2 separate regions of the Homo sapiens genome follow, and region 2 is linked to region 1. A link is a loop called in an ENCODE intact Hi-C map of the cell type or tissue named here. Cell type or tissue: A673. All regions are shown on one strand. Each heading gives the region's core, and the rest is flanking DNA. Links, peaks and the distances in the headings are about the cores only.

Evidence for each region. Hi-C counts contacts between places; a loop is a spot of excess contacts. Peaks named below come from ENCODE experiments on the same cell type or tissue, not always from the same donor. Only the 100,000 strongest peaks of a DNase experiment are listed, where the experiment ranks them.
Region 2: it touches region 1 in a loop (2.0-fold over the local background); 3 of 110 quality-filtered maps call a loop at or near these places.

What each region holds. Positions count from the first base shown.
Region 1 is chr3:29,506,068-29,521,751 of GRCh38, forward strand. The region is part of intron 3 of RBMS3 (RNA binding motif single stranded interacting protein 3); the gene reads left to right. Among named protein-coding and RNA genes, the nearest start is that of RBMS3-AS2, 130 kb to the right of the region's middle. RefSeq lists an enhancer at 9,219-9,836. In A673, for the core only: no CTCF peak of the experiment used is centred there; a DNase peak (open chromatin) is centred at 8,224; H3K4me3 peaks cover 1,096 bases; H3K27ac peaks cover 1,915 bases.
Region 2 is chr3:29,340,031-29,355,714 of GRCh38, forward strand. The region is part of intron 1 of RBMS3 (RNA binding motif single stranded interacting protein 3); the gene reads left to right. Among named protein-coding and RNA genes, the nearest start is that of RBMS3, 67 kb to the left of the region's middle. In A673, for the core only: no CTCF peak of the experiment used is centred there; DNase peaks (open chromatin) are centred at 7,061 and 7,561; H3K27me3 peaks cover 1,954 bases.

The DNA.
Region 1 (15,684 bases), core at 3,647-11,646:
TCTTTTTCTTGCTTAATTGTTCTCGCTAGGGGACGTCCAGTAATATGTTCAATAGAAGTGGTAAGAGTGGGAATCCTTGTCTTGTTCCTAATCTCAGAAAAGAAAAATTTCAACTTTCCCTCATTGAATGAGATATTAGCTATGGTCCATCATATATGTCCTTTCAGGTATTGAGATACATTCCTTCTATACCTAATTTGTTGAGATTTTTTATCATGAAAGGGGATTGGATTTTGTAAAATAATTTTTCTGCAACTATTGAGATTATCATATGGTTTTTGTCCTTCATTCTGTTAAGGTGATTTATCATATTTATAGATTTATGTATGTTGAACCACCTTTACATCACTGGAATAAATTGCACTTGATCATGGTGAATGCTTCTTTTAATGTGATGTTAAATTTGACTTGCTAGTATTTTGTTGAGGTTATTTACATCTATGTTCATCAGGGATATTCGCCTGTAATATTCTTCTCTTGCAGTGTTCTTGTCAGGCTTTGATGACAGGAAAATGCTGGCCCTATAAAATGTATTTAAAAGTATTCCCTCTGCTGCAATTTTTTGGAAGTCTTGTTTGAAAAGTATTAGTATCGGTTCTTCTTTAAATGTTTGTTAACAGTGAAATCATCAGGTCCCGGACTTTTCTTTCATGGGAAAAATGTTATTACTGTTTCAATCTCCTTGTTATTGGTCTGTTCAGATTTTCCATTACTTCATGGTTTAGTCTTGGTTTTTATGTTTTAGTTTTATGTGTCTAAGAATGTATCCATTTTTTCTAAGTTATCCAATTTGTTGGTATATAATTGTTCATAGAAGTCTCCTATGATCCTTTGTATTTTTGGTATCAGCTATAATATCTCCTCTTTCATTTCTGATATTATTTGAGTCTTCTTTCTTTTTGTTCTTTGTTGGTCTAGCTAAAGGTTTGTCAATTTTGTTTGTTTAAAAAAAAAAAACTCTTGGTTTTGTTGACCTTTTCTATTGTTTTTCTAGTTCTGCTTCACTTATTTCTGCTCTGATCTTTGTTTTTTTTTATTCTGCTAACTTTGGCCTTAATTTCTCTTTCTTTTTCTGATTCCTTGAAGTTTAACATTAGGATATCTCTTTACTATCAGCTGTATTTAAAAAAAAATGAGGTTCTTTTATGACCTCATTTCAAGAGTCAATAAACTTTCCATACTCTTTAGGTACATACACTAGATTATGTAATTTTTTTCTACAGAAATAATGTTTTAGGAATAGAAAAATTATACACATGAATGCAACCTTTGCTTTGTATTCCTGAAAACTTGGAAATAACCTAATATGCACAAATAGAAATGGCTAAACTCTGGTTAAAACTATAGAGTATTTTATAATTATGTAAAGGAAAAATTGTTAAGACTCTGAGGCAGCATGGAAACCTAGCTATAGTATGATATTAATTGCGAAAAAAAAAGACAAATCTATGTATGCTCTGCTAATAACTAGGTCAAAATGTGAAGTATGATGGCTTCTGACAATGTTTTTACTTGATATGTGTAATTATCAGTTGACATGTCTCTCTCCTCTGCACTGTGACTTCTTTGATGGGGAGAGCATATTTTTCCATATGTGCAAAAACAAGACCTAGCACATAATATGAGCTAATAAATATTTCTGAATTAACCCTTGAAAAGGTAGCAAAAAAATAAAATTATATAATTGTATCCATGATCTGACCACAATTCTCTAAACATAATGCATTTAGAAGGCAAAGGTCTAAAGGAATTGTATAGAAGTGATTACAAGGGTTCTTGTGTGGTGAGGTATTGATTTTTCAATGTTCATTATATGTTTAAAAAATTCTCCTATCTATAATAGAAAACAACAATAATGACTAAAGTAGTATTAGCACAATTTAGCAATACTGAGATGCAAGAAAAACTCATTTTTTCAATAATGAGAAAATATGAAGATTCATATTGTCATTAAAATTCAATTATATATGTGAAATTTTGAATCTCTGTTATTTGGAATGAGATGTCAAGAAAGAGAAACTTCTAACTACTAATCATAATATAAGGCCTCTCGTCATCTGGCTTGTTCTCTCCTCTCTAACACCAGAAATAGTGTACATTTGTATAATATAATCTATTTTTTCCCCATATCTCCTTCTTTTTTAATTATTATACTTTAAGTTCTGGGGTACATGTGCAGAATGCACAGGTTTGTTACATAGGTATACATGTGCCATGGTGGTTTGCTGCACCCACGAACCCATCATCTACATTAGGTATTTCTCCTAATGCTATACCTCCCCTATCCCTCCACTTGCCAACAGGCCCCAGTGTGTGATATTCCCCTCCCTGTGTCCATGCGTTCTCATTGTTCAGCTCCCACTTATGAGTGAGGACATGCAGTGTTTGGTTTTCTGTTCTTGTGTTAGTTTGCTGAGAATAATGGTTTCCAGCTTCATCCATGTCCCTGCAAAGGACATGAACTCATTCCTTTTGTGGCTGCTTAGTATTCCATGGTGTATATATGCCAAATTTTCTTTATCCAGTCTATCATTGATGGGCATTTGGGCTGGTTTCAAGTCTTTGCTACTGTGAATAGTGCTGCAGTAAACATACGTGCGCTTTTTTTTTATAGTAGAATGATTTTTAATCCTTTCGGTATATACCCAGTTACGGGATTACTGGGTCAAATGGTATTTCTGGTTCTAGATCCTTGAGAAATCACCACACTGTCTTCCACAATTGTTGAACTAATTTACACTCCCACCAACAGTGTAAAACCGTTCCTATTTCTCCACATCCTCTCCAGCATCTGTTGTTTCCTGACTTTTTAATGATCGCCATTCTAACTGGCGCGAGATGGTATCTCATGGTGGTTTTGATTTGCATTTCTCTAATGACCAGTGATGATGAGCTTTTCTTCATGTGTTTGTTGGCTGCATAAATGTCTTCTTTTAAGAAGTGTCTGTTCATATCCTTTGCCCACTTTTGATGGGGTTGGTTTTTTTTTTTGTAAGTTTGTTTAAGTTCTTTGTAGATTCTAGATATTAGCCTTTTGTCAGGTGGGTAGATTGCAAAATATAACTCTTGAGTGTAGGGAGTATTCACATTCTACTCCATGTGAATAGCATCTCTAGAATTATACAATGAGCAACCTATGTGGCCATAGTGATGGCTCTGGTCAATTCTTATCTCTTACCACATATCCAACCAACCATACCTAATTATTTACATGCCACATGGAAAAATACTTTGGTGCCTGTTCTCTTTGCCTGTAACGTAACAAGCACCCCACATTTACTAATAATGACTAATATATAGTGAGCATTTTCTATGTACATAAATTATTCTAAGAGTTTTACATATATGATAGCAGTTTTTTCAAATTGATATAATTATTGTCTTCATTTTCTAGGTGAAAGAGACAAGGAACTTGCCTAAGTTGCCATAACATGAAATAGCAGATTTGGGATATAAATTCAGGTCTGCTTTGTTTTAAAGCCTGGGTATTTAATGTCTCACATGTCATCCCTCTTTTATGCTGCCTGTGTGCTCTTCCTTGACTTGCGAGACTCAGCTGATAAATTCCTCAAAGCTTTCCCTGTGCCTTCCACGCTAGCCCAAGCTGCCTTTGGTATCCTTCCTCTATATCCCTTAATACAAGTCTGTTCTCCCAAAAGTATACCCAGAATTTAGCAAGCTGTGTATAATCAGTGATTTTTCTTTATTCATGTTTCACTTAAACTATGGGCTTATCAAGAGTGAGAATTGTACACCTATTCAGAACAACAACAAAGGACTGTATCGTATTCATTTCTTGTTCACTCATGCTTAGCACATGCTTTGCACGTGAAGTAGTTGTCCAATGCATGTCTAAAAGAATAAAATGATGAATGGCTTAACCACATCTCAGATTCTCAATTCATGGTTATAGCACAAAAAAATGATCATGCATGTGATTTTGGCTGTGATTAGAAACTGGGATAAAATTGCAGCCATTTATCACAGAGATGGAATAAGCACAATTTCTTATTAAGTACCTGTGGACTCCATACTTTTGCAGATACACTGCTTCTTTAAACAATGCTTTAATCACAACATTTGGCTGCTTCAAACCTGTATGTGACTTGTTATTTCATTCTTTATCAAGTCTGAATTTCTCAGTATAGATTTAAAGAGCACTGATATCATAGATCAACCCATAGTGATTTTCACCTTGTTCTAATATGTATCTTTGACACCAAGAAGACCAGTCACTTTACTCTCCCAACGCGCTATACTTATACCACCATTCAGTCTTTACTCAGCTCATACTCCAGCTCATTATTCTTCTTCCATTCTAAACCTGACTTAGATTATTAGGCAAACTTAAATTCTACTTACTTTATAGAGGGTTCCCTGCCTAGGTTAGCTCTTGGTAAAGTCCCTTTTCTATTGCCTATGTCAAATAATGTACCATATGATACAGGTTGAGTATCCCTTTTCTGAAATGCTTGAGACCAGAAGTATTTCAGATTTCAGATTTTTTTTTCAAATCATGGAATATTTGCATTCTAATTGAGCATCTCAAATCCAAAAACTCAAAACCCAAAATGCTCCAATAAGCATTTTCTTGGAGCATGAATTTTGAGCATCATATAAGCAACTCAAAACATTTCAAATTTTAGAGCTTTTGGATTTCAGATTTTTGGATTAGGGATGCTCAATTTGTAATATTGTTGACTATTTGCAGCATTGCTTTAGTTATGTTAGCATTGTTTATTTTTTCCTATAAAGATATGAGCAGATGCTATGCATTTCTCTTGTTTAAAATTACAAGTTATTGTGTGCCCACTCTGTGCTAAAATCTATTCTGCATGTTTTACAAATATTTTATTATGAAAAGATTTGAGTTTCCTTTTGGTTAGTGATAAAGGAGAAAATCTTTCAACAGATGCCATGAGAACTGATTAAAATAAAAAGTTAATTTTGGCCGGGCGTGGTGGCTCACGCCTGTAATCCCAACACTTTGGGAGGCCAAGGTGGGTGGATCACTAGGTGAGGAGATCAAGACCTATTGGCTAACATGGTGAAACTCTGCCTCTACTAAAAATACAAAAAATTAGTGGGACATGGCGGCATGCACCTGTAATCCCAGCTACTTGGGAGGCTGAGGCGGGAGAATCACTTGAACCCAGGAGCAGAGGTTACAGTGAGCTGAGATCGCACCACTGCACTCCAGCCTGGGCGACGGAGAGAGACTTCATCTCAAATAAAATAAAATAAATAAAAAAGGTTATTTTAAACCAAATTTCTAAAAATAAGTGTGATTCTCAAATTTAACAGTGATCCTAATAAGGTATATGAACAGGCGATAGCATAAAACTAGTTCTGTGCGTGGGTGTTTTGTGTCACTTTAATATTCAGTATATAACATGTGGAGAACTAGTTTTACTTTTCCATGGTATTTGTTGGTGCCTCTGTGAGTCACGATGTTGGGTCTACTGATTCTAACTCATGTCAAAAGACCTCAACTTTATATTTAGCCCAACACTGCCAATGTCTGCTGTTGGAAATAAAGGGGAGCCAGGCAAAAGAGTTTGAATCAGCACAAATAATTAAAATTATGGACCCTACTCATAGGACCATCATACATAAAGAATAACACCCCTTTTGCCTTTATTTGGAGAATATTACTCAACCACTTCACCATTTATAAGAATAATAACAAAAATGGGATTTTCACATTATGACTTTAAAGTTGAAGGATCCAATTGTGTCTTGGGAAAAAAATGAAAGCATATGTATCACAAGACTAACTGAAAACAGAAATTTCATTTCTGTTCATATTCAGAGCCACTTTGTTAACACTGTGCTCCTGGGTTTGGAATTCCCTGGAGAGAAGAAGTTAGAAAGTAAAAGGCAAGCGTTCCCAGTAACATTTGGTTTAAATTTGCATGCAATTAAAATCTTATGTTATGGTACTAATATTTTTTCCCTTTTCTGGTTTCAGAAACACTAGGTGTTTCTGACACATTTAGTAAAAGCCTCCTTTTCCTTATCATTTCTGACTCTTTATTCAGATTTACTAAAAATAAGAGTCAAGAGAAAGAAAAAATGGGAAAGTCTGCACAATGAAAAGGTGGTCTTCCTTATTTTTCATCAGTTAGTCAGGATTATTTACCAAGCAGAGGACTGCTCTGTCATTTTTATACTAATTTAATTCTAAATAAATATATCAAAGATTTCTAAATGTTGGATTTAGGCATTTGAAAAAGGTTTTAAAAACAGTAATTTATCATTTAGCTGCAGCATGTGATAAGTGCAATGAACAAATTTTGATTCATCTGACATTAGTTAGAATTAAATTATTATCTAGAGATTATAAATGTTGCATTAATCCTTCTTTAATTTAATAATTAAGATTTATAAGTATTCACAAATATATCTGGAATAAGTAATTTAAAAAGTCTTAAAACTTTAAGATTTGATATCAGGATATAAACATAATTCTATTTATTTATATTTTCCATTTGATATTTGATCCATCCTACTTTATGACTTTCTTTTCATCAAGAAACTGACCCAAAGACTTGAGGATTACTACTAAGGACTTTTCAGGGAAAATAAAAACGAAATAACCCACACCAAACAAAAAGCGGCGGTGGTACAGCCATAATACTTCCTGTTCCTTGTAGATCAATCTGGGACAAAGGCTGTCTAATATTTCAAATTCTGTGGCATGTGAACAATACTGTGTGCACTGGGCTTCCAACCTTGGCATTTAGAATGCATATATATGAGCAGAGGAAAATTCCAACAATCTATCCTTTCTTTATAATCTTGCAGCAGTTCCAAAAGTCCTTAGCTGAAGGATATATTTGGAAAGCGCTGCTTGTCTGCTCTCACCACATTCAGGTAACCATTCCAGAGTTCTTAGGTTCCACTTGAGAGGTAACTTGCTATTACCATTTGTGCTATGTGTCATAAAAGGGCCCTATTATTTTCAGCAAGACCCCTCAGCAGCAGTTCCAAAGGAGCAGCTAGAGATTTGATTATATAGGTCTCTCTCCTGAACACATCCTTTCGCATTTGACATTTACACTGGTGGCGGATTTTTATGTAACTTGTTAGAGAGCAGTCTGAACCTTAGAAAGGTGTTAGTCTTCCTAGAACCCTCTGGCAAAGGAAAATCTTTTATTGGACTTAAATGTTTTGAGTTGAAAACTGTACTTGTTTGATTGGAAAACCTTTCAGGGAACAGATTTCGTTATTTTTCTAAGCTAGGCTGCAGGAATTGAGCCGAAGATATCACTAACCAAAGACCTGAGAACCAAAGGAAATGACTCCAGTGTTTAAAATCCTTTTATTTCCTCTGTGAACGATATCTCTGCAACTGAGATGAACCATTCCAACTGGCCCCCACCCAGACTTTATGGGAACTGAGATTAGGAAGTTGTATGGTCACAATAGTCACTGTACAAATTGCTTTCAGTTTAAAAACCTCAAAGTTCTTGACAAAGCCATAATTTCTTGCCACATTTTATTTTTTCACATGGGTGACTGATCTGTCATTCATTAATTACCCTGCCAGGATTCTTCAGTTCTTTTAGAATGATCTATATATATAATAATTTCATTTGGGAGGAGGACACAGAGTTTGTGAGAAGTATGCAGGGTGCCTGTAAAATTTGTCTTTGCGAGACACCACATATTTTGCCCATTTCTGTTGCCTTCTATTTGAAAAAAAATATTGTTGGGCCACAGTCAAGCTTATAAAAATGTGTTCTTTTCCTTTCCTAATTTCATTCTATACTTTCCTTCTTGCCTAGCTTTTCCATAGCTGAGATGAATAAAATGTTGGATGTGGTCTCAAAATTCAACACTCCTGACTTCCTTTGACACAATCATGCCCTGGGGAAATAGAATCATATTCATAACTCTCTAAAGCATTCTCTGCCCTTGCTTTCTCTACCCAGGCTGGAGAATCTTATTAATCTTTCTATTCCTTGTGCCTAACACAGTGCCTGGCATGTTTGAAGGCACTGATTTATATTTAAACGTGAAGTAGCCTAGAATAGGAAGCATATAATAGATTGGTAAAACATAGAGTATGTAAGGAAGGGATTATTACACACTTTAAAAAATCAGGGACTGTTGTCTGAATTAAACATTGTTAAGGATGTAGCAATGACACAATTCTCCATTCTTCTAAAATTTTTAGTACTTCCCTATATTCGTCTCTGGGGAATTTATGTGGCAGAATGCTCTCTCACCATGTTTGGCAACCTAAAGCTACTCAGACTTCCTTAGAGGTAGTCGCTCCTCTATCTCAAAAGCTTTCTTGACAAGAATGATTTGGGTTGGATGGGGATTGGTAGTAGTTTTCTCATTTAACATCTGCAACACATATTAAAATGAACTTTAGTAACCTGACATTTAGCACTGAATGGGATTTACACATACGAGTTGCTCAATCTAATGTGATTTGATCCAACATTTGTCAAACATGTACTTTTGGAAAAACACTGTGATTGACACTGAGGATAAGAAAAAGGAAGCGATTTATCCCCAAATGCTCAAGGGGAGGAGAGATAGGTGCATATATATATGTGTGATAGGCACATATATATATATATATATATATATATATATGATAGGCATACATATATATGATAGGCATATATATGTGTATATGATAAGCATATATATATGATAGGCATATATATATAAGCATATATACGATAGGCATATATATATATGATAGGCATATATATGTATATATGATAGGCATATATATAATAATATGAGGATAATAGCTAAAAATAATACCTAACTGTCAGTGAGTACTTTATGCATGTCAGATTTTCTTCTAATAACTCCAGATGTCTTATTTAATCCTACAGAGGCCCTTCGAGGTAGATGTCAACGTTACCAGCATTTCACAGATGAGGGTAATGAGCCACTATGTTCAAGATCAATCAGCTTCCAAAGTCACAGAGCCTGATAGAGTCCAGGAAGTTCCCAAATATATGCTCTTAAGTACTATGCAGTAGTGCTGTAAATAACATGCTCTTAGAAAGAATGAGGAAGTGGTCAAATCGACCTTAAGTTTGGAAAAGGCTTAGGTGAAAGCTGCAGGAGGAAGGTAGTATTTGAGCTTTGCTCTCCAAAATGAATGTAAGTTTATCTAGCAGGGATAGCAGGAAAAGATTTACCTGGAAAAGGAAAGAGCATGGAAATGGCAGAAAGTTGTTGAAGTGCATGACATTTTCTGATGTCTTCAAAGTGCAGTGCTTGCATAAGGAAACAGTAAGTGATATAATCTGAATGCAAGCTCGTCTTATGGTGAAGGGTCTTGCATCAAGGCTAGGGTAAAGAGCTTGTTATAAAGGCAATGGAAACCAAGGAGAGGTTTATAGGCAGAAGAAATAATATGGCCAGAGTAATATTTTGGAAAGTCGATTCTGGCAAAGAATTTGGAATGACAAAGAAGGAAGAAAGCTAGATGCAGGAAGACAGGCTGGAAGGATGTATCCTTTCTCTTGCATTCATGTGCTAATAATAGAAAGAATGACTAAACACTGACTTAAACTGTTTTTCACACCGCATAAGAAGGAGACTGAAGGTAAGCAATCCAGAGCAGTAGGGTGACTCCATCTAGACACTCAGCACTTGGTGTGTACCTTTCACTTCCTGCCTTTGCCTTGTGGTTGCAGAGAGCTAGTCCACTTTAGCATTACATTTGCAGTACATGCAGGAAGACCAGGAAGGCTAAAGGGCAAAAGACAAGTGCCAGCTGAGTGTGTCCTTGTTCAAAAGCTTTGTGCTTTTATAATTGGCCCCAAACTGTAACATGGTCGTGGGTTCTTAATACCCAAATGATGTTGGAAATAGTAGTTTTTATACCTAGGCACATGCCAAAACAGAATGCCGGTAGGGAAGAGAATTCCGTCAAAATTGATATTGGAATTGTTTATGTGAGAGTTGAAGAGGACATGGACCAGGGACTTTAAGGGTACAAAAGATAAAGTGGGGACAGGATTTAGGAATGAGAATCAGGAAGACATGGGGACCAATAAGATGAGGCAGGCTGGGAAGGGGATTGATCAAGGAAGATACTGTTGTTTCTGACTTTGGCAACTGCATCTGTGATGATCGTTTTAGCCGAGGTGTGGAGAATCAAGTAAGATCAGTTTTTACCAATAAAATAATACATGTGATTCAAGATATATTGAGTTTGATGTATTTCTAGGACATCCGATGAAAAATTTGGTAAGTTGATATAAACAGGCCTAGAGGTCAGGAGATGACGATCTGAGTGTCAGAATAATCTAAACCACAGAAGTTGATGAAATCACTAAGAAAACACATAGAGTGGCATAAAGCCTGAAGACTATGGAGAGGAAGTTTTTTTTTGTTTGTTTTTGTTTTTTGGTTTTGTTTTGTTTTTTGAGACAGAGTCTCACTCTGTTGCCCAGGCTGGAGTGCAGTGGTACAATGATGGCTTACTGTAGCCAAGACATCCCACTTTAGCCTCCTGAATAGCAGGGAACACAGGTGCATGCCACCATGCCTAAGAAGGTCTCACTGTGTTGCCCAGGCTTGTGTCTAATTCCTGGCCCCAAGCTATCCTACCACGTCAGCCTCCTAAAGTGTTGGGATTATAGGCATGAGCTACCACACCTGGCCAAGGAGAGGAACTTTTCAAGAGCAAGCTGAAAATATCAGAGAAAGGGGAGCAATATCACAAAAATTAGGAGTAATATTTTTAAAATGAAATGCTCAACAGTATCAAATACCTTAGAAGATTTAAGAATGAAAGGAGATGTTGAGTTAGCAATTAGGTTATCATTAGTGTTCAGTACATGTTGAAACAATAAATGCATTAAAACATGAACTTCTAGCCAGGTATGGTGGTGCAATCCTGTAATTCCAGCAATTTGGGAGGTTGAGGCAGGTGGATCACTTGAGCCCAAAAGTCCGAGAACAGCCTGGGCAACATAGTGAAACCGATCTCTACTAAAAATACCAAAAAATTATCTGGGTATGGTGGCACGTGTCTGTCGCCCAGCTACCCAGGAGGCTGAGATGGGAGGGTGACCTGAGCCCAGGAAGTCAAGGCTGCAGAGCGTTTTGGTTGCGTCACTGCACTCCAGCCTGGGCGACACAGCGAGACCATGTCTCTAAAAAAAGAAAAGAAAAACATGAAATTCTCATCTGTGTATGTGAGGTGATTTCATATATGTGTGTGTGTGTGTGTGTGTGTGTGTGTGTGTGTGTATATATATATATTTTTTTTTTGTTTTTTTTTTGAAACAGAGTCTCGCTCTGTTGCCCAGGCTGGAGTACAGTGGCGCAATCTTGGCTCACTGCAAGCTCCACCTCCCAGGTTTACGCCATTCTCCTGCCTTAGCCTTCCTAGTATTCAGGACTACAGGTGCCTGCCACCACGCCAGGCTAATTGTTTTGTATTTTTAGTAGAGACGGGATTTCACCTTGTTAGCCAGGATGGTTTCGATCTCCTGACCTCGTGATCCGCCTTCCTCGGCCTCCCGAAGTGCTGGGATTACAGGCGTGAGCCACCGCGCCCGGCCCTACATGATCTCATATTCTTGCAGAGACAGTTGTCTACTGCTACTGTCCACTATTTCTATTGGACAGTATGATTTTCTAGACCTAGGGGGAATACTGGGTTTTTGTTAGCTGTTTTATCTTACAGAAGATGTTTTCAATAAGTTAAGAGAAGAAATCATATAGAAGTCAAGGCAGATCAAAAACCTATTGAAAGACAAAAATTGTAGTTGTGGGAAAAAAATGTCAAGGAAATGGGTACATACTGTGAGTAAAGTTCTAAGTGAAGTCACTGAATTTTCTATTTTATTTCCTGTTCCTCAGAAATTCTTTATAACCTTTTTCTTCCCCCTAAATAATCATTCTTGTAGCTTTTGTAAAACTGTCTTATCTTAGGGTAGCTAAAAAGGCAAAAAGTAGGCCTGTTGTGCATAAGTAAGAGTAACTCACAATGCCTACATTTTTTAGATAATCCTTACCTCTTATCTCTTTCTGAGAGCAGGGCATTCATTCACATGCACATGGGTATATACTGAGTGACCATTAGGTGCCTGATACTGTACTAAGCACAGGTTATTGGGTGTAGCTAGCACCTGTATTACTGTCAAGAACTGCAACTGTTTGTGGTTAAATTTGGAGAAATACTAAACCAATATCCACCCTCCTTCTGTGGGCCTATACCCACTTAGAAATTAATGTCTTTTGGAAACTTATAGATAGAACAGTTGTTATTTTATGAGTTATCATGTCATGGCATTGGGTACAAAACTAATGCTTCTATTTCTTGTTTTAGTCAGTAAAGTAGCCAGCGCCATGTGTGGACATGTAAATAATAAAAATGCCTTAGGAAATATACAGAGATTTTATTGTTAATAAATGTGCATGGCTATCTCCTGATCTATTGTATAGTAAAAGAAGGTCATTATTAAAGGTGCATCCTTTAACAGAAAAGAATATGAAAACATTTATGTTTTCAGGATCAATTAGCAACTCTCTTTTCACCTTGGCAGGACATGTCTAAAGTTTAAGTAGCCATTTTCATCTCGTCAACACATTTCATACCACTTTCTTTATTCATTTTTTAAATTTGGTACAATATTCCAGCTCATTCACAGTTTGCAATTTGCTGAAGGCAGAGGTCTACTTATACACTGTATGTTAATATGTAGCAGAGATGACATTCTAATTTTGTGTCTCAACTAGCAAAGTATCCACTTCCCTTATAAAGAATTAATTATGATGTTCACTAAAAACAAAAGACAACTGTAGATGATAGGGCTACTTCTGTGAGCAAAGCTGTTGGGGGCCTGGAGTGAGAAGAGAAATGGGAAGCAAGTGATTGAAAGTGGACATTTTATATTAGTAAGATCGTAATGAACCATTTGAAGGAAAGTAGAATACGCAGAGAGCAAATTCTGCGCTTTGAGTGTATTTTCGTGTTCCAAAAGAAAAAGTAATAATAGCATGAACTGGCAATGTGACAGTGAAATTACAATGTCTTCTGTTGATATCTGTAACGTAAGTTGGTACAACCCTTCTAGAAAGCAATTTGTCCATGTTTCAAGCCCCATAGATGTGTTACCTCAGCATTTACACTACTGCAAACTTATTTTGGTATAGAAACTTATCCAAGAGAAGAAGAAAGCCATCTGTAGAACCTAAATGAGGAATTATGAGGACTAAATAAGGCGAGGGCTGTGTCAGTGCAGATTGAGGGAATTCAAGAAGGGTTAGAAAGGCACATTGACTCCGTTGGGTGATGGAAGGGACAGATGTGGGATGCAAGGTGAAGAAGAGGAAGGAGCCTAGAACGACCTCCAAGCAACTGTCTTGATTCATTCATTGAGAAACAAAATATAAAAGGAGCAAAAAATAGAAAGGTCACAAACATTTTGCTTTTGAAAACAGTCTGAAAACCACTCAGTCCTATGCCATTCTCCTCAGATGAGGGTGTGGAACTCAGAGGTCAACCAACAGAACTCAAATCTTAGTTAACTAATTGACTGGCAGTTCTTTTGCTGTTTGGTTTCTATCTGAATGAAAAATCTCCTGCTTGGCTTTCACACTTCCTGTCAACTAGACCAATTAGGATAACATTAAGGGATAGATTTTACTATGGAAATCTCAAGCTTGGACCTCATTTTCCCCCCAAAATAGTATCAAACTGCCTTGTTATTATTAAAATGGGAGCTTTACGATAGCATTCTTAAGTATGGTGATTTTTTTACACCACATAATAACTTTTACTGTGATTTATTGAGTCTGTGGCCAAAAGTCTGACCCTTCTGTTCTAATCACAGTTGCCAGATAAAATACAGATGCTCCAGTTAAATTTGAATTTCAGATACATAATGAATACATTTTTAGTACTTGTTTCATATAAGTATTTTTATTATAATGTGTCACATGCAGGTATTATTCATTGTGTATCTGCAATTCAAATGTAACTGGCCATCCTGTATTTTTATTTGCTAAATCTGGCAACCTAGTCCCAATATTAAGAAGGTCCATTCATTCTAATGATCTAGACATAGCAATGGTAGTCAAGGAGCCAAGTGTAGCTACTGAGCACTTAAATGTGCTTAGTCCAAACTGAGATGTGCTGTGAGTGTAAAATACAAACCAAGTTTTAAAAACCTACTATTAAAAAGCGTGCAGTATCTTGTTAATAATTTTAAAATTGATTGCATGTCAAAATAATAATATTTTTTATAGCTAGGGTTAAATTAAATATATTTAATTTTACCTGTTCCTTTTACTTTCTAAAAATTCGGATACTAGAAAATTTGAAATATTTGGGGCTTGCACTACATTTCTATTGGACAGTACTGATTTTTTAGATTTAAGGGAAATACTGGTTTTTCGTTAGCTGTTTTATCTTGCAAAAGATGTTTTCAGTGAGTTAAATATACACCAACAGCATAGAAAGTGAACAAAAGTTGTGCAAGGTTTACACAAAACAAGTTTAGCCAACATAAACTGAGAAGAAGGAGAGTATATCTTCATTTCGATACATATAGTTTAATAAACACGTAGGGAGGGTTTTTTTAGATCAGAAAACACATATGCACTATATACAAATTAATATGAAGGATGTATTATGCTTTATTCCTGTGTCTCAGCGAAACATTGAAAGTGCTGATTTCTTTGTGATATTAAAAATACATGTAGTATTTCTTCATGGGGTTCCAGTCATAATTCTTTGGTGTTTCATTCTATTCAAGGAGGTTAAAGAATCTTACAGCATAGACACCTAATTTGGAAGGAATCTCAATGAAATACCTGCTAAGGTCAAGGTTCATGTCAAAACTAATATTAACTGTTCTCTCTGCCTGTAGAGTGCTTTCCACGGAGAGTCTCAAGGGTTGTTCCTAACTGTGTTCAGGTCTCCGCTCACATGTCATCTCCGCTCACATTTAAGAGGCCCTCCTCTGACTTATTATCTAAAATAGCACCCTGTCACTCTCTCACTCTTACCCTGCCTTATTATTTTTTTCCATAATACTGACATCCTATTTTATCCCACCCCATCCTTGATTATATTAATATTTAAAATTATAGTAAGTAGTTTCTATTATTTTTCATCTCCCCAGAAAAGCTTCATGATGGCAAAGTTGTTCACTGCAGTATCTTCATAACCCACAGAACTTATGAACCCTAGTTCATAGGCAGTATTGTGATCCTATGAGCTCTCTGATATTTCCTAGTACATTTATCATTACTTGTTACTTAATATTTTGTTGACATCTCAAAAACTGAGTCTTTCCCATTTTGAAAAGCAGGAAAATATAACTTCTGAATATCTGCTCATTTGCTTTCTCGTATTGGGCTTCTGTACTGAGTCAGACACATGGTAGATACTGGGAATACAGCAGTAATCCTATAGCCAGGTCTCCAGGACTCAACAAGCTTACATTCCTGGAAAAATCTCACTGTTACTGGGAGTAAACTTTCTTTCTGAACTGGCATACCAGAAAATTGAGTCCAGGATGTACAAATCTGTGCTAAAAATTTTGTTTGCTACTTTTTAAGTGGACTTGATAAAATATGAAGCACATGCTTTGTGTTCAGCCTGTTCTTACCTCTTTATGTACATTCCCTCATTTATTCTCACTGTAACATGGAGTGCTATCATTATCTTCATTTTTCAGT
Region 2 (15,684 bases), core at 3,527-11,526, 170 kb before region 1:
TTTGCTGAGGACAGGTCTCTACTGATAGATATCTTCTATTAAAGCACAATCCTAGATCAAAGTAATGTCAAGCACATATAGGAAGATATTTTGATAGAGTTTGTCTGTCTTCTCCCAGGACTGGCTACATAATTTGTGGAGCCTAGTTCAAAATGATAATATGAGGCTTCTGGTTAAAACAACAACAACAAAAATAAGTATTTCAGAGGTGGTAGCAAAGAATTAAACTAAGAATGGTGTCCCTCTAAGTGAAGAGCTCTGTGTACCAGTTTCATGCCCATGAAGCTGGCCTTGTCTTCCTTTAGCACATTTACTTTTTCTGTTTTTTATTTGGCCAATGGACACCGCCATTGGGGTGTTATCTTATGACAGAATGCAATTTTGCAAAGTCTAATTTTAAAATTGTGTATTAAAAGTTTTCCCTGGACTTAATGAAGGACTTTGAATACCCTCTCTAGTTGCCAAATAAATTGAGTTTAATGAATCTCAAAATCATATGTGTTCATCATATTCTTTATAGCGTCAGTTCCAAGTTTGTACTAGAGAGATTTGACAAAATGCCACATCTTTTCTTCTGTTCAAAAGTCAAATATCCTTAGAAGAGAGGAATACCTTTTGCCTGAATCTATTATAGCACAAGCAAAGCTGGTTTTACTGTAAAATCCCCTAAAACCAATTCTACTTTTTAGGAGATGTCAAATATCTTGGTTTTCTCTATGTGCTTCGCTTTTTCAGTTTGACAAGATAATTAGATCATAGTATTTCAGTGACATAGCAGAAATGGTAGCAAATAAAGTACATTTTATATTTTCTATCCCTCCTTCCTATTATATATATCATTTTTAAAAAGTTTAAGTTAAATCCTTTTTTAATAGATAAAATGCTATCTGTAATGCTTTTTAAATTAATTTAAACTTAGTTTAATAATTTTTAATATATTTGTCTGTTTTATTAGTTTTCAACATGTGAAATATCATTATCATAAGCGCCATACCACTCTTGCAGTGATTAAGGAGAGCCAGCCACTAGCAATAATCCTTTTTCTTGTTAAAGGAAAATTAATCCATGTAAATATGAAAAATCCCTGTATTTGTAGAAATAAAAATCCATATATAAAAATTCATATATACATAAAATGCTGTTATACGTATGCAGATATAAATAAATGAAATCTTAAGTAATGAAACTGACAAGTGGTAATTGCATACAAAATTATGAAATACAGAAGAATCAAAATGTTTTGTATATTCTCTCATTTAATTATTAACAACTCTGTGAAGTTGGCTTTATCACTACTTTGTCAGAAAAAGAGATTCAGGGAAATTTCATTATGTTGCCCATTGTCACTCACTGGAGGATTTGAACACTTATTTGTATTAATTCTAAAATCCGTGGTCTTTCCATACCACTCTGCCATCTCAAGCATAATATTTTAAATCTTATAAGTATTTTTATTTTATCATCTATTTGTATTTCTACTTTTTTATATTAAGTAATATAATAAATATTCAATTTGACCAGCAAGGTTATTAAAGCTCAAGGAGGTAAAGTGAATTGTCTGAGCTTGCTCATTTCTCTGGGAGCCCATCAGAGGCTGGAACATTGCACTGATGACCCCCAGCTCTGTGGTCTTGTCCCTAGACCTCCACTTGGCTTCTCTTCCTCTTACTGCTCTTAACTAACAGCATGCATTTGTCTTTAGTGGTTTATAATCCTTTATAAGAATTTCTGCCTATTTAACATATATGAAATTATTATTTTTCACCTCCCACCATCTAAAATAATAATTACCCTCAAACAAGGAAGACAAACTAAAGTCATTTTTTATTCTGAAAATGTAGAACTGAACTCTTCATTTTCAGTATGATGCCAAACACTACTAACTGGATTTCATTTAATTGGATTAAAACTGACGGGACACATATTCTCTCGAATGTGCAACCTCACCCCTCTTGCTTGATCTTCATAAAACATCATGTATTTAGTCAGATTGCATCCCTGGAGATACAGTTGGAGTAGCTGGTGACTCTAGAGAAGTCTGAAAGTAAGAATACGATTCTTGATGTGATAAGGAGATATATTTTTGAAGTAACAACATGGAATAAATCAAGAATAGTCTGTGCTGAATTTTGAGTTATTTCCAGAAGTGGAGGCTTCAGGTGTGAACAGAAAATGGAAACCTGGTTTTCTTACCAATTGATTTACTAGATCATCCGAGGAGATTTGAGACCTAGTTCTTTCTGCTACTCACAGATGTATGGAAGAGCTGCCCAGTCATAAAACCAATTTTGAGGCCAATTTCAAGTGGACAGATAATGGTAAATCTTTAATTAGTTTGATTATATTTTTAGCCAGTTGCCTTTCTGGATTTGGAATATGCTAAAAATTAATTTACCTGTGCCTTACCCATTGTGTCTATTATTGGCACCTCCCATTTCTATTTGAATAAGGTATTGAAAGTTTAGAATCATTGAAAAAAGTATTTTTATAGTATCTTTAAGAATCACAGTACAATAAATAGCTAATTTAAAGCTTGGATCGTGAAAACACAATGGATAACATATAGTATAACGTAGCTATATGCCGAGGATATTATCAAGTGGGTAGGGATTTATTTCCATAGTTATAAAAAATATAATTGCCTTGAAACTTATGTTTTACTTCTACTTCGATCAATTATATAGTCAGGTAAGTATATGTTAAAACCTATACGTAGTGGTTGAATTACACAGTTTTTCACACATTATACAAATAGTTCATTTGTTTGAGAAAGAGTTGAGGAAGATCCTCCAGCCCCTTCTCACTATAAAATTATATGATTCTAAGTTTATAAGATACAAAAAAGCCAAATAAATGGAAATTAATGGAAAAATTGATTTACTGGCTTGTGTGAGAGTAGAGACTGAAATTCTACTTAGATGCATGTTATGTATTATGTTTAAGCTATTTTAAAAGTAGGGCTATTAGGAAAGAATTTTAGTGCAACTGGTTTCTTATATAGTTGCTATTCAGTAGGATACTTTTGAAATGGTGAAAAGTTTGTATCTGTATACATAAAACTCAATTCAGTAATATGTTTGTATCCATATTGTTGATCTAATGTAGTAGTATAAAAACAACCTAAGGAAGAGCTTCCATGCGTACACAGAGGTTATGAGTTGTGGTCTGAGCGAAATATCTTTTGGGATTGGCTTATAACAAGTGAGTATTTGCATAAATAATGCCGTTTGGGGAGTTTTTTAAAAGAAATTTCTTAAGATATAGCCAGTTACCTAAGAAAATATTGTGTTTTCTATTTATCTAGTTGTACCGACACTGATAATGTTGAGAAATCTACATTAATTGACAAAGAAGAACAATGCAATTTGACATATTAACTACTTTAGTCTGAGTGAATTATTTTTGGATCTTTCAAAATAAACTTGCTACTTGAAAAAAAAATTTACATATCTGTCTAATTAATAGACTATAGTTTCCCTTAAATAGACGGCTAATATTTTACCCTTATTTATGAACAGTTTTTATTTTGTATGTAGTATCAAATCACAGAAAAAAAAATGTTCCTAACTTCAAAAATGGAAGACAACATGCCTCTCAATTGGAATACGACTTAGGTCTTGGCTGGAATGTTGGTGAACTGAAGGCACTGAGGAAAACCAGTTCAACCTCATTGTCCACTAGAAAACAGTTCCTTTACAGAATGAAGAATTAAATATGGTGGCATAAATTTAACTTTCCTGCTGCTTTTGATCCTAAGGTCACAACTAGTAAGTAGCAGAGACAGAATTTGAACTAAGACCGTTCTCTGCATTCCCTATTTTGCTATGCTATGTAGCAGATTGGGCTGCACACTGGTAGTTTGCCTCCATTATCCTTGCCCTTCACTACAATAATGGACTGCAAACATAAATAACAGTGTTTTCATTTTACAGATACAGAAATGGGGAGTGAGTACAGTACAAGTACTTGCCTAAGGGCATACAATAATGGGTGGTGAAGCTGCCATTTGGACTTAGATCTCTTTCCTAAGTCTCTATTATTGCCTATATTGACCCCAGACAGAAGAAATTACATTTTTCTCCCTTTTCTCCTCCCTCCCTCCTTTCCTTCTTTCCTTCCTTCCTTACGTCTGTCCTTCCTTTCATTAAAGCAAAGAAACTAAGCTCCCTCATATTTGTAAGGAAAGCCTTTTCATATCACTTTTATTCATCCATTATTTGTAAAGGCATGTTGTCGACCAGGTGCTGTGCTAGGCATCATGGAGTGCTAAACAGTTGTGAACACTGTCACAGTACCATGTGGTCTGTAGAATTTTATCACACAATAGCAATGGCTTACTTCCTGAAAAGTAGAACAGACACTCCAAAAAACGTAGTATTTCTCTTAACAAAACAAGGGCAAATTGAAATTGTCCTTGGTTCTGCTTCAGTTCAGCAGTTTTGAATCTTCTTTTGGGAACTGCTGGTAGAGAGCAAGTTCCCAATCATGGCTACTATTTTTAGCTTCATAAGACTCTTGTGTCTATAAATGATATTCCCTTTTTTGAGGATAATGTCTTAAATGCAGTCCAAAATCAATTAGCTATTATGTGCAACCAGGCTACCCTTAGAAAGGTGACTATCCTTTTTTGTATATATTTACCAGTATTTGCCACCCAGACCACAAGGCAAGGGATTGAGGTAGTCACTGGTATTTTTCTGGGAGTAGCTTAAGCTTATAATTTTCATGTACATATTTCCCTTTCTCTCTTTCCAAAAAGGATTATTTAAATTTTTCAACATTTAAGCATAGAGGAAATAAATAAAATAGGTTATCTTGTCATTTTCTCCATAAGGAACTTCTTCAGAAAAGACAGTGTGTAGACAGTCCCAGTGGCTGTCCCCTTTAACTCAAGCCCAGGACCTACAGATTTCTCTGTAGCTCAACAAAATGTCTTTCCACAAAGGGCTGGAGGATTCTTAATTATCAGTTGTTGAATTTCAGTCATCCTGATAACACCATTTAGCCAACTGTGATGGCAGCGATATTTGTCTTGTTAAAGACCCTGAAGTTAAATTACTGCTGTACTATTTTCCTTCAAGCCTGACTTGTTAGTTATGGTGGAAGTGAGCTATTGACTGGGGTCCTCCCATTCATCTATACTTCCTTTATTATTTTAAATGATCTCTAGAGCTAAGGGGCAGCAATTTGCATTATTTATTCAATGAATTCTACCTGATAGTCTTGTCTATAATTTCCCTTGTGAAGAGAACAGAAAGACTAAGAATGAATAAATTGTCTCTTGAAAACTCATGGCTTTATCTGCTTCTGTCACAGAAATGCTATAGATTTCAGTTTTCTTGACTGAGAAATATTTAATAACAAGAAGCTCTACATTCTAGCAGTTTAAAAGGAGGAGGATTTTTTTTTCCCCCACTCTTTGTCTCTCACTGTTTCTTCCTCTCAGCTATACTTTACCTAAAACCTTAATTTTTTCCCCCATTGCTTTTATGGGGATTCCTCTGAAAGACATAAAATGCCTCTCTCCATGAGAAGCCCTGTCATAGGAGACAGCTCTTTCCATCTGTATATTTTACTTGCCTTGCATGTAATTTTCTCATCCAAATGGAAAGCTCACCATGCTCTAATGAAACTTACTAGAGACTCCCAGAAAATTCATGTAACCAGGTTTATGTGTGGGTCTGATGTTTTAAGGGACAGACTGACAATTCATGGCCAGAGGAGGCCATTAAGGAAACAGGTTTGATTGAAGTCCCGACACAGATGTTGACAGCATAATTAAAATGATTAATTGGAGTAAGAGAAGTGTTTCAAACTAATTAGAAAAATGGTTTGGTTATACCCCCAGACTGTACAAATGGCCAGAGGAGCCAATTTTTTTATATAGAGAAGGGAAAAGTGAAGATGTATGTTAAAACAATGTCATTCTTCTTTTATCAAGAGGATACTGCAAAGTTTAAAACTATGATTATTGTTATGTTGGTTTTCCTGTGAGTCTTTAGGTCTATTATCCCAGCCCCTTTTGCCAGGTGGCTGACTGGGCATAGGCGTGCAGCCACGTTCAAGAAACAAAGGGAATACTTGCATAGAACTGGAGTTGGCCCATATTGACATAAGACAGTTCTCAATCACAATAACTATTTACTTGCATATTGCTTCTCCAGAGAGAATACAAGTACCCCAAATTACCATCAGATGGCTTAGCACATAGTAGGGCCTCAATATTTTGTGTGTTTGCTGAGGCAACCAAAGCCATATTTTTAAGTATGCCTAAATAATAGGACTGAGAAATTTTTCTTCCAGTTATGCTTTCATTTTCTTGATTATTTCTGTTTTATTGTGAATCCTAGTAAAGGCAATTCATTCTTTTTTTTTTTTTTTTTTTTTTTTTGAGATGGAGTCTTGCTTTGTCGCCCAGGCTGGAATGTAGTGGCGCGATCTCAGCTCACTGCAACCTCCGCCTCCCGGGTTCAAGTGATTCTCCTGCCTCAGCCTCTCGAGTAGCTGGGATTACAGGTGCCGACCACCATGCCCAGCTAATTTTTGTATTTTTAGTAGAGATGGGGTTTCAACAGGTTGACCGGACTGGTCTCGAACTCCTGACCTCAGGTGATCCACTCACCTTGGCCTGGGATTACAGGCGTGAGCCACCGCGCCTGGCCAGCAATTCATTCTTATATCTTCAGAAAACCTGAACTATCATGGACCAATCGGTTTTAGAGATTATTAATGAGCATTAGCAGGGGCATGTTTCAGAACTCTTTGCAGACACAATTTAGTTAAAACATTTCTTAGTTTCTATAAAAGCAAATGTATGCTATTGTGGTGTTGAAGCTCTTTGTACACAAAGTAAACATTACGTGAAAGAACTCCTTTGGCCTGCAAACATAACATTTAAATGGCTATTGACCATATGTTTCTAACTAAAAGCACTATGAAAAACAAGTTCTTGCCAGATTTCAGGTTTTTTTCTAGTTGTGCTCTGTGAAGCCTGGTGGTAGGTTTTCAGTTAATGCCTTTGGCTACATGAACAAGGAGTTTCACCAAGAATGTTGGGAATTCCTTTGGTGACCAAAAGGAAATATGAAGACTCTGGAGGCTGATGAGAGAGACAAATAATGGGGAAGTCATAAACATCATGCCAATTCCTGTCATTTATTTCATTTTCTTTTTAAAATAAGATCTGAAATTGTTTAAAAGAATTTTTGAAAAGCATCAAGTTAACTTTCTAGCACTTTTAAGTTTCATGTAAATCAGTATTCTTCAAGTGCCACATAAATATGTGTAGGTAAGTGTGCTATTTCTAGGTCTATAATATTTAAAGATATTTAATAAATAGGTTTCATTCGTTGCATGCAGGATGCTGACTAAAATTGATAGAGGAAAGGTCTAGGGGTTTGTTTATTTTAATTTAATACAATGAAATACACTTGTAATCCTATTAAATTATAGTCTATTTTGTATATTCTTGATAATTGAAGTTATTATCTATGGGTGTGTGCATTCGCGATGGGGGGAAAATGGTCTATTGGGAAGAATGGCATTTTGACAAATCACAGGAAATAGTCAATTATGTGGATTCCACGCAGTTTCCAAGGTTATGACAAAGATTTTACCCCTGAAATTCATGAACCATAGTCTGGAGGGAGTTTGGATGGAATTACAATTCAAGTGGTTTGTTTTGGGAGGAGTATAGGGTGGGGACAGAATTAAATGTTCAGTTTATTTCTCCCCACAAAACTCGCCGTGGCAGCACCCTTAAGAGGGAGAGAATGCAAACTTGTTTTCTTTAACACAAAATTTCTAGCAGTATGAAATACTGAAACATTCCGGATGATAAGGGCCTTAAAGCTTAGGTTTATGATCATAACAATAACCTATTCACATTAATATACTCAATAAAGTTGGCTATATACATGAAGTGCTAATGAAGTAAACAACAAATGAGTTTTCCAGGATGCTGCATACTTGAAATTTACTGAGTGTAGGGTCTCTTTATCAATAAAGTTGGAAATTTATTTTTTTCCATCGTTTTCCTCTTGTTTCAAGTCTCTTCACTGCCTTGTCATTTAAGTAAATGACAAGTAAACAACACATGAGTTTTCCGGGATGCTGCATACTTGAAATTTACTAAGTGTAGGGTCTCTTTATCAATAAAGTTGGAAATTTATTTTTTTCCTCAGTATTCTTGTTTTCGTCTTGTTTCAAGTCTCCTGACTGCATTGTCATTTAAGCTGTTAAGGCTGAAAATAATTCCCCAAAGGGGACATTGAACTAAAATATTTCAGGCAAATTTATCTCTAAAACTTTTAATCTAGTCAGGAAATATTAATAATCGATGCAGGTGGGGTTGTGCATAAAAGAAATGCTATAAAATGCTACATTGTTCATCGAGCATATAGTCAGACAAAACACTGCATTTACTGTCTCCAGAAAATGAAAGTTAATTTATGTATTTCATCAACAGACTTTATTATAGTGCCACATATTTGTGGTAGACTTAAGGCCGTGAGAAATTTTCACTCTTGACTTCTCTCTGTTAAAAAAAAAAAAAAAATCAAATCAAAACACTCTTTATGTTTAAAAATGGTTACAATACAGTAATAAAAATGTGGCTTACTCTTTGCTTTTCACTAATAAGTTGAGTAGCAATTGGCAAAAACCAAAAATCGTAAACTCCCTGAGCTCCAATTTCCTCCTTAATTAAATGAGGTCACAGAGACCAGGATCCACTTTAAGTAGCAAATTGAGGCTCAATTCCGAAATTAGAATGTGCAGCTCCCATTCAATAATCCATCTTTAATAAAAATGTAGATTAACATTGTGTCCCATCCTCCAGCCCAAGTCTGCAGTAGAAGGGACTTGAGAGTAAGATGCTTGGTGCTTCTTTTTCTTTCCTCTCTTGCAGTTCACCTCATTCTTCAACTGCTGGTTCTCATTTCTAACCCTGCTAGTGTCAAAGTGAGAGGGTAGGGGAGGACAGGTGAGGAAGGTAGGGAAGTTCGTACTTGACTTTCTTGAGATGGCTTTGTATATTCTTACCAGGTCTCTCTCTTTCTTGAGATCTTTCTTAGGCTCCTTTGAGGCCTTTACTGTGGATGTTTGAAAGCACATCTGTGACATTGATGATAGATTTTTCTCCAGCTCTCTGCTCCCTTTGCACCCCGTGGAGATCTACTCCTAAAATTCTCTCTGCAGGAATCTCATTAGCCTCCAGTGGTTTTCCTGGACAGGAGACAAAAAAGCTACAGTCGTACTCTCTCTATTCCTCTGTAACCCACATCTTGTCCAGGGACATTGATCCCTGGCTCCAACAAAGTCTGAGAATGCAGGTCAATCCCAATACAGCTGCACCTTTCTACTTTGTGCCCAAAGCAGTTCATCAGTTGCTTACTTTGTCCTCTATGTTTCCTGTATAGGGACCAATCACAGTTCACTTTGCCGTATTAACTCAGAGCAACATATTAAGCTCTTGAGGGGTCCCTCTGAAGCTCCTCTGTCTTAACTTGAGAAGCAAGCACAGAATAACTTTCTCCAAACAGATCTTTAACACAAGTCCTTCTTCCTGGTTTCATTGGTTTGCACTAATTTTTAATCCTCAATGTAGATTTTAGGCCATTTAGCTCTCTGTCACCCTACTCTGACATTTTGCAAATGGTATTGTATCGTGTGTCTAACAACTCAGCTGTCTGCTGTCTGTTTTATCTTGGTGCCTCAGTTAAAGAATCCAATGTAACATGCTGTTGCAAATGAGTTAAATTCCGATAGCCTTCAGAACTAATTTTTTGTTTCTCTTTGTGAATCCATCCCATGAATCTCGATTTATTCATAAAAATATAGTTGTTCAGGCCGGGTGAGGTGACTCACGCTTGTAATCCCAGCATTTTGGGAGGCCAAGGTGGGCAGATCACCTGAGGTTGGGAGTTCGAGACCAGCCTGACCAAAATGGAGAAAACCCCATCTCTACTAAAAATACAAAATTAGCTGGGCATGGTGGCACATGCCTGTAATCCCAGCTACTCGGGCGGCTGAGGCAAGAGAATTGCTTGAACCTGGGAGGCGGAGGTTGCAGTGAACCGAGGTCTCACCATTGCACTCCAGCCTGGGCAACAAGAGTAAAAACTCCATCTGAAAAAAAAAAAAAAAATCTAGTTGTTCATTTTGAACATTTTTGAAAGTTAGGGATTTTTTAAAAAACTGTCATTATAAAATTATGGCTAAGAATTAAGGGATGACTGTTCCTGCTAGTTAGCATGGTTCATAATTGGTTGTTTTTTGTTTGTTTGCAAATTGAATGATCAATTGAGTTAGGTTTGGTTCTTTCATTTTAGAGATTGCCAATATATGTAAAATTTGTCTAGACAGGGATTGATGTCCACAGAACAGAAAATCATATAGGTAATTATATAAAGTAAACTAATTTCAGTTAGTTTACTTCATGTAAAATAAGTGAAAACAATTCAATCTTAAAAGGTCTTCATGTGACGAAATTGCCCTAAGCATCTCATGTATGTATAAGGCACTATAGTAGACAGTACAGGGGCCACAGAGATGGAGAGAACTAAGCTCCCTCTCTCCTGGGACAAAGCTTATGCTCTGCTCTGAAAGTGTCTGTCTTGAGTGAGCCTTAATCAGCATCGCGAATATGGAGTATCTTAGTTTCTTTTGAATGGTAATCGATTGTTTAGGGGAATAGTTTTAAATTTACTAAATAATGTGTTTTTCTTTTAATGTTAAGGAATATAAAAAAGGACCCCCAAAATGTTTCATAATCTACTGCACAGATAAGCCTTTTGCCATAAAAGGTAAAAGAAAAACAAAGTAAAAACAAAAAACTATAATGTGCATGGTAAAAAAAAAAAATTAATACTATGGAAAGCTATAAAAGGAAAAGTGGACATCTTCTGTGCCATTTTCTCCTTCCAAATCTACCATTAACAATTCTGCCTGCTTTTCTAGAAAATATTATGTGTATATATATATATTTGCACATATATAAAGTTATTATAGATATGCCTATACCAACTTGCTTACTTGATTTCTTCCCTCCTTTCCTCAGTTGTTCATTTTGCTTTTTCTCTTAAAGCACTACCTCATTCTTTTTAATAGCAACGTTGTATTTGCTGTAGTTAATTAGTCCACTCTTATGGAGGCTTTCATTGGTAATACAAATAATGACGTGATGAACATTTTCCTGCAAATTTCCTTATGAACCTCTAGGATCGTCTTCTTAGGATTAATTTCTCTAAGAGTTGCTGTATTACATCAAAGAAATCCTGAGTTTTCTGTTATTGTAATAGAAATTGCTAAACTGCCCATAAGAAATTATCCATGCATTTACACTTCACCCAGTACAGTTTTCTGTGTTTCCTCATAATTGCTCTAACATTACAATCACTGTATTTACAAATGTTTGCCAATCTGAACTGTGAAAAACACAATCTCTTAATTTTACTATATATCTACTTCATTACAAAGGAGGATAAAATATTTGTATGTTTCTCCTGGAAGCCTACCCTTCCTTACAGATTTTTCACTTTGTATTGTCTTTTACTGACTTTTTTGAGTTTTTTTTAGATTAAGGAAAATACATATGTATTTGATAAGGCATTGCATAGATTTTCCCCAATTAGTTTTCTGCATTTTGATTTTGCTTATGATATTTTTGCCATATAGAAGTTTAAAATATATGTATAATAATATCTCATATGTTTTTCTTTTGTGCTTTCTAGGTTTTGATGTCTACTTAAACACCTTTCCCACCAAAGCTTATGAATAAATGCAACCATTCTTTCTTCTAGATTTTTTTTGTATTTATTTTTATATTTTAGTGTAAGCGATGGAATACACATGTACGTGCTCATACATTGCATACACACACACACGTACCTGTGTATAATTTCAGTCCAATCAACTGGACCTAGAGTCCCAACACTAATTATTGTAATTATTGAATAACTTCTCCGTGTATACCGATTTGAAATTTGGTTGCGTCATTATGGATTTAATTCTCATATGTTTTGGTTATATTTCTGAATTCTTCTATTTTTTACATTTGCTATAGATCTATCTCTTCTCCAAAAAAGAGTATTAAAAATTATGATTTCATAATTATTTTTAAGACTATTCTCCCTTCTTGATTCTTAATTTTCAAAAATTTTCTGCAACTGCGTCTTTTTTTGAGACAAATATTTTGTTCGTTTTTGCAAACATACACTAATTTATGGATAATTCATTTGGGCCTACATTTTACTTATAAGTTAATTTTGAACAATTTTGGCTTCTTTATACATTCAGGTCCCCCTTTTATAGTGCATGATATATCTATTTATTCACTAAAATATTTTATGGTATGTGGTTGAATTTTAAATTTCTTCACTTAAGTGATATAAATTTATGTTAGATTTATACCCAGTATTTTATATTTATTTTTAACTGATACATGATACATATTTATAAGGTACATGTGATATTTTGTTACATGCAGTAGAGTGTATAAAGATCAAATCAAGGTATTTGAGGTATCCATCACTTTGGGTATTTATCATTGCTATGTGTTGGGAACAATTCAAGTTTTCTAGCTAGGTTGAAATATACAATACATTGTTGTTAAACATAGTCACTCTATTCTGCTGTTGGATAATCACTCTTATGCCTTTTGTCTAACTGTATGTTTGTACCCATCAACCTACCTCTCTTTATCCCTCTTGCACCCATAAACACTTCCCACCCTGTAGTTTCTATCATTCTACTCTCACTCTTTATGAGATCAACTTTTTTAGCTCCCACATGTGACTGAGAATATGCAATATTTGTCTTTCTCTGCCAGGCCTATTTTACTTAACATAGTGACCTCCAGTTCCATCCATGTCACTGTAAATGACATACATTCATTCTTTTTTTTTTTATGGCTGTACAGTATTTCATTGTGTATATAGTATTTTATGTTTTTGCTTGCTATTGAAAATTGGTTCATGCCTTCATTATACTTAATACGTTTAAATGGCAATTTTATATATTGCTTTCTTATAGAATAATCTTAGTGTTCCTAATATATTTTTAATTTGATATTCTTGGGTTTTGTTAGGTGTAATCACATCACCTAAGATTGGTGATAAATATGTCTGATTCTGGCTTCCCATTTCTGCAACTCTTTTTCTTTCTCTTATCTGATTGCATTATCTAGTACCTCCAGAGCAGTATCAAATTATGGCACATTTTTATTATGTTCTTCATTATAATGAGAACAATTCTTATTTCCCCATTAAATGTGATGGTGGCATTTGACTTTGTGTGTATTGGTACAAATAAACCAGATATTTTTATTATCAGGAGTTTTTTATTATTAATATTAGACGAGCTCTGTGTGCCATTTTGCGTTAAAGGAGTATAGATTTATAGAAACATTTATTTCTTAAATAGCTATAAGCTACTTTCTTTGCTTGATTGAAGCTGGGCATTTTTGCTGTTCTTTTGCTTATAATTAGGTCTGTAGGAAGGAAGATTTTGTAATCATGCTTCATTTTGCCATCTGAAAGGAAAAGTCTGGTGGGAATATTTTAATTATTCATCATGGAATCTCTGTATAGCAAATCAAATAGAGTTATGTATTTTTTACTTGATGATTTTGCTAATGTGGTTCTAATACTCACAACTTAAGCAACCAAAAACAACCAATAATATTTTAAAACAACATAATTAATTATTGCTTGAAAGTTTCTACCAAGGGGCATATGGACTTCTATGAGATCCAATTATAAACCAGGAAAAAGAGAGATCAACACTTGTATTTTAACACATATGCAGTTTCTTATTAGCAAAATTTCACTGATAAACATATGCTAAGTTATTATAGATGTGAGCCAAAAGTTCTTTAGAAGTAGGTATATTCTGCATTTGAACTCTACAGCATTTGAAATCACATTGGCTGACACGAATTAGTATTAGATCTGGAAACTTTGCCAGTAATTCTTCTAGTCTCCAGGAAAAGTGAAAGCCTTTCATTTTGGTTTTCTTTTTGGTTTGTTGGTTTTGCTTTCATTTCTGATTTTTGTTTGGTGGTAGGTGCTTTTATGAAATACTTTTTTAAATTACCCTTACTATTTATTGATTAATTGTTGGTAATTATTAATTATCTACCTTTCTTAGTGTTTTTCTTCAAACTCTGCAATTAGGAATACCCACATATTGGAACATTTGCTACTCTATCTCATTCCACATGTGTGTGTATGGTGTATATATGTGTTTACATATTTGTGTATATTAATTTCCACAAGTATTTTATGCCCATAAATATTCATGCCATAATAGACTTTTGTTCATTTATGATGCAAAAATTAACTCTGAAGCAAACTGTATTCTTGCTTCTCATGGTCACATACTTTCTCTCTCTGTCTCTAAGCTTTGTTAACCTAGTGGTAAATTCTGTGGTACCCATTTGCATGCATACATACGTGTGTGTGTGTGTTTATGTGTGTATAGATATAGACATAGATATAGATATTCTTGACTATTTGTATCCATGGTGCACGTGTGCACGTGCGCACACACACAGACACACACACACACAAGTATGTATACATGGAATAGCAAGTCTCTAGGGGCTTTGCTGAAGTTAAACCAAGAATTTCAATATATGATACTACTACTAAACAGTATCAGGCCCTGCGAACATGACACATTCATTGCCAACATCAGGACACCTAATAGAGTGGATACTGACCAAGGGGGTGTATTCTTGCCCAGATGATACTTATTTAGGCAATGCCAGTGTTGGCTAATTTCACTTTTCCTTCATGGCCTCTGTCTCTCTGTTACTTATGTAGCACTCATTCTGTGTCAGACTGTGTTCTAAGAACTTCAACTATATTAACCTTACTTAACTGTTAAAAAGACTTCTGAGATAGATACCATTTATCCATTTCATTTTCAGGTGGGAAATTGAGGCATAAGGCATTTGGGCAATGTGTTCAATGACAATTAAACAGCTAGAAAGTGCCTGGTTAGCTAGGATGTAAGCCAGGCATTTTGGTTCCTGAGCCCACACTCTTATACACTGTAATACTATCTCATTCATCCTGCTGTAATTATTCATTTAATTACATGAGCTCCTGCCAGACTGCATGTTCTATGAATAAGGGGCCATGTCAATCTTGCCTGTCTTTCTATCTTGTGTCATCATAATGCCTGGTAGGTAATAGGGAATACATAACTGGTTTTCACTTTTAATTGAATTAAAGTAAAAGTTTGTCTCTATAAGATCCCTTTTCATATATCTTCCTGATAAAAAACCTGTTTAATAAGCTGAAAAGATGAGGTTTCATTAAGAAGAGGTGATACAGAAAAACAACACCATATTTTTCTAACTTATGCCTCATCTGGCTTACTGCTTAGTTCCCATTTGTCATCAGTGCACTTAAAAAATTATTTTGAAAAATTGCCATTTTTAATATCTTTGGAACTTCCTAACACATTACCTATTTTTTAACCAAACGAGGTGATTCCTTATGGGAAAATATATACAGCAAGAAAAAAAAAAGGAAAAAATGTTGATGATACCTGTTTAATTGGGAAATATGTTTGCATATTTATTATATCTCGGAAAGAAATGTATGACTTATTATAACAGCATTTAGTCTTCCAAAATATCAGTGACTCCACAGTATATGCCTTCATTTCCAAAAT